Linked DNA regions of Homo sapiens: region 1 is linked to region 2. The links are chromatin loops, found by intact Hi-C in ENCODE. Cell type or tissue: IMR-90. All regions are shown on one strand.

Evidence for each region. Peaks named below come from ENCODE experiments on the same cell type or tissue, not always from the same donor. Only the 100,000 strongest peaks of a DNase experiment are listed, where the experiment ranks them.
Region 1: a loop joins it to region 2, with 4 times the contacts of the local background. A loop is called at or near these places in 35 of 110 quality-filtered maps.

The regions. Positions count from the first base shown.
Region 1 is chr1:120,144,927-120,147,426 of GRCh38, forward strand. No RefSeq gene overlaps it. Among named protein-coding and RNA genes, the nearest start is that of SEC22B, 30 kb to the right of the region's middle. In IMR-90, a CTCF peak has its summit at 1,053; no DNase peak of the experiment used is centred here.
Region 2 is chr1:119,947,519-119,950,018 of GRCh38, forward strand. NOTCH2 (notch receptor 2) reads right to left here. Exons shown (of 34, transcript NM_024408.4): 16 at 1,489-1,608; 17 at 896-1,048. Among named protein-coding and RNA genes, the nearest start is that of ADAM30, 52 kb to the left of the region's middle. RefSeq lists an enhancer at 1,148-1,442. In IMR-90, a CTCF peak has its summit at 1,292 (motif pointing right); DNase peaks (open chromatin) are centred at 163 and 1,313; H3K27ac peaks cover 269 bases.

The DNA.
Region 1 (2,500 bases), 200 kb after region 2:
GAGTGGGAAACAGGTAGTTTTTTCAAAAGAGTAAAGCTAGAGATTAACTGGCAAAAGCAGAAGGAATTGATAAACTGTAACTGAAAGCCTTCCTATTCCATCTCTGGTTGTAATAAAGCAGACAGAAAAAGCCTCACATTCAGAATTGGCTCTTCTAGCAATTATGAAAGAAATTACCCACCCCCTGGAGCTCTCTTGACATATAGGGTGTCCCTCTGGACTTTTTCTTCAAGCAAAGAGCAGCTATTTTGATTACAGATTAGAAAATTTATCTGTAAAATGGGGGATAGTAGCTATCAACTTCACAGGGCTATGGTGAGTATCAAAGGGAAAACATGTCTGTGAGAGCACCTTATACGCTATTAATATGCCTAGCCTACTTATAGTAGGCTAGCCTACTAGTTACTTATAGCCTACTGCTCAAGTTATCACCAAGGTCTGATTTTTTGACAAAAAAAAAATTGCAACCTCCGGCCTAAGTGAGTTAAGAACAGTTCAAATGATAGTTGCTCTTGTCATTACAAGATAATTCACTGACTAAAGATAGAAAGGCACGGGGATATTTGAATAATGAAAGAATGAGAAAGATTAGATGTAGACAACATTTTATCTGAATGACAAACATATACTCTATGATAGGAACACATTTAGACACTGCTGAGGATCACTCTTTGGACTTAGGTAGGCATCCTAAACTATAAATCAGGCCTGAACACCTTTTCTCTTACACATACAAAACAATTTATTTAAAAACTGGTGCTAAGTAGGATCTACAAATCTAGAGTTAAATGGAAAAACATGGGTAGGAGTTTCTGGAAATATAAGTCAAATAATTAACATAAGATTGAAGAAACAGTCAATTATTTTCTTCACAGGACAGAGAAAAGGAAAAATCTTATTTGGAATGAATGTTATATTTATTGTAATAGGATTAGCTTTGTCACCTAAATACCATCATTTTTAAAGGGCTATTCTTTACAGTATAGTTCTTTTCCTCTCAAGGAAAAACTGCTTTAGACATTTTAATTGAGGAAAAGGCAGAGCCTTTGGAGTTTTGCTGCCCGCTTCTGGGAACATGAAGTCATAGCCTGAGAAATTGCTAGAGGATCCTAAATATTGCAATATATAACAGGAATAATTCCCTTTTCCCTATCAAAAGTAAAATAACTGTGAAACTGGATGTTAGTCTCCAGAGAAAAGCCAGGATTGTACTGGTCACAAATGCTTTTTTAAACAGTTATAATAGTAATAGAAGTGAAACAGTATGGTATACTTGTACATCACTTCAAGGTTTATAAAATCTTCATGACCATTATTGCATTTTACCTTCTTTTATCCTCAAATAGTTCAAGTGAAGTAGGCAGAACAGACGTTATTCTCATTTTCACATGGGGAAACTGAAGTACACAGTGTCTAAAAAACTTACCTAAAGTTCTGCTAGAGTGCTGAGCTGGGCCTTGAAGTCGTCTCCCGACTCAGAGTTCAATGCTCTTTTCACCCACTTCCCTACTGCATGCAATGTAAGTAATTTGTTTCTGTTGCAGTTACATCCCTCCTCAGCAATGTCCACATTACACCACAGTGTCCAGTAATTTATAGAAAGAAATCTGCTGCTTTGTATATGATTCTAGCAAGGCTACGCTGTTATTGTGGCAAAAACGGATATATTTAAATTCCACAAACGAGTGGATGGGCTATAGCAGAACTTCTTAAACTTCTGCTTGGAAGTTCTTTAGTGTCTTTTTTTCTTCTTCTTCTTCTTAGATTCTTTAAAGCAAGCAGAGTTTTGTAATATTAAGTCTCAACTCTGCTACTAGGGAAAAATGAGTTTGAGAAAGACGGAAGAAAAAGTGGAGTATAAAAATTTTTAAAAATCAAGAAAAACCAATTTGAAAGTCAAAGTTCTTTTATTCTAAAGCTCTAAGTGTGCAAATAAACCCACTCTGTATATTTATGCAAATAGCTAAACAAAAGGCAGATAAATAGATATAATCTTCAGTCCATGTATTGGCCTAACTGCTTGTCCCTGCATGCCCAGTCCAACAAACCTCACTGCCTACCTACACAACCAGCAAGTAAAAAATTGGGAGTTTAGCAGGTACAAATTGCCATCAGTTGGTCAAAACTAAGCCGGTAAAACCAGTTTCTTGGGTATGGTAAAATATTTCTTACTTTATATGGCATATTGGTCAAGGTATTTATCACTGAACTGGAGTCACTTTTTCAAAAAATTAGTTAACAGATCTGAAATGCTCATTAAATATTGTCTCCACAACATAAAAGTAATCGTAAGCATAATGGTCAATTGGAAACATTCCCAGTCCAAGATTTGTTGCTATATTTGACTTCTGTGCTTTCTCCCCAAGTCTAATTTATCTCTATGCCTTAATTTCTCCTCCTTCTTTGCCTCCATACCTTTCAATTGTTTCTGCCACCAAAGAATCAATTTCACTTGCTGTATTTTTTTCCCTTCTCCAATGTGTTTACTATATGTTGATAT
Region 2 (2,500 bases):
AGCATATGGTTCAAACAGAACTTTCATACAATTCTGGTGAGAATGAAAATAGTACAACCACCTTGGAAAACATTCTGGCAATTTCTTAAAAAGTGAAACATACACTTACGACATGATTCACCGATTCTACTCCTAGGTATTTACTCAAGAGAACTAAAACCATATGTCCACACAAAGACTCATTCATAGCAACTTCATTTGTAATATCCCCAAATTGGAAAACACCCAAATGGCCATCAACCAATGAACTGTAATATGTCCATACAATGGAATACTGCAGAACAATAAACTAGAATGTACTATTGATATAAACAACATGGACGGATCTCAAATACTATGTTCATTAAAACAAGTCAGAACCTCTCCTGACTTATGCTTATCTAACTGCATTTATATAAAATGATAAAATCTGCCAACTAATAATCTATAGTGACAGAAGGTAAAACTGTGACTCCACAGGCAAGAAAGAGAGAAGGTTAAATTGCAATGGGATGAAGATAGTTTTAGGGTGACAAATATGTTTATTATTTTGGGTGATAGTTTCACTTACTATATGTCAAAATGTGCCAAATTGTACACTGAAAATATTTGCAGTTTAATGTACCTTAATTATACCTCAATAAATCTGTTTTTTAAAAAACACTATCATAGCATTGTCCTCACATTTTCAATGTTCACAAATTAAAGGGAATGCTTAAAATATATTCCACTGCCTCAATTCCCAAGGACACTAGCTTCAAAAGAAAGAGTTAAAACACTACTGTTAAATATGCTGGATAAATGACCGGTATGCCCAATGTCAGGCGTGAAAGGCGGCAGCCTCCACTGGGCTCTCCTCTGCTCCCTGTGTGTTTTCCTCTCCTCTGGGGGCTTAAGAGCTGACTGGCATACTCACTGGCAAGGCAGTCATCAATGTCCTCCTCACAGTCCATACCACTGAAGCCTGGTGGACATTCACACATGTAGCTGCCCTGGGTGTTATGGCAGAGACCATGGTTCATGCAGGGCTTGGAGATACACTCGTCAATGTCAATGGTACACCGCTGACCTAGGAACACAGGGCCAATAAATGACCTAGTCCTTGGAAGCTGATTCCCACAAAAATCTACGCAGGACCTGAGCTTAGTTGGGGTGCATGGAGCTATTCCACAGACAAACTGGTTGGCCCCCTGCTTTAGGAAGTTCCAGGAAGACTTCTGTGGCCTAGGAAGTTGCTGCCAAGGTGCTTAAACTCCCTGAAGAATGAACATCATGGCTTGTGAGGCTTAGGTTGCAGCCTTCCAGCCGCTAGGGGGCCCCGAAGACAAGGACAATGGAAAGGCTTTCTAAGCCATTTCAAGTAGCAGCTCCTTTGCAAAACCTGTGTGCTCTTGACAAGATGGACAGGCCTCATAAGACCAGCAGGGCCTTCCATATGATCTGATAACCTGACCACTTTGTTTAAAGTCAGAATGCATGTTCTTGGCTTCTCCACACCCATGTTCTTACCTTGCCAGCCAGGAGCACACAAGCAAGTATAACTCTCAAAATTTGGTGACTCTTTGCAAACAGCAGCATTCTCACAAGGGTTTGGGGAACAGGGAGCCAATACTGTCTGACAATTCTTGCCTAGAAAGTAAATGACAGAGTTTATGACAGATAAACAGGTAAGAAAACGAAAATTTTCCTTATCCCAAGGATGTTCTCTGAATTCAAGTCAAAAGTCCTGATTAAGAGGCTTTGAAAATGGAGAAGCCCATGATCTTTCCAGCATTGGCTCTGATATTGTTAACTGTGTAACCTTGGGCAAGATAGTTAGGGACCTCCTACAACTGTGATTTTATGAACTAGGCCTGTTAAATGTAGTTTCCCTACACTACTATTTCTTTTTTTTTTTTTTTTTTTTTGAGACGGAGTCTCACTCTGACTCTCAGGCTGGAGTGCAGTGATGCGATCTCGGCTCACTGCAACCTCCACCTCCCAGGTTCATGCCATTCTCCTGCCTCCGCCTCCCGAGTAGCTGGGACTACAGGCACCCACCACGACGCCCGGCTAATTTTTTATATTTTTAGTAGAGACGGGGTTTCACCATGTTAGCCAGGATGGCTGTGATCTCCTGACCTCGTGATCCGCCTGCCTCGGCCTCCCAAAGTGCTGGGATTACAGGGTGAGCCACCGTGCCTGGCCTACTATTTCTTCTAGAGGGGAAAAAGTAACAATGTGCTATCAAGTCTTTCAGGTAACACAGTCATGCTATGGCTATTCTGCTACTCTACACAACTTAGAGTCACTATTAACAGCTGCTATTAACAGCTCAAGACTCCAGGGAAGTAATAACTCAGCCATGCTCCTGACTGCATGCCGCAACCTGATGAAACAGGCAAAGTTATTGTCTATGTTTGTGTTTTGTTCCCTCTGAATGAGAAAAATAGATGAAGAGGAGATAAACAAGCCATAGAAATATAACCAATCACAAGAAGGCGATAATAAGCCAGTAGAAAACAAAGAATAAATGTCCCAA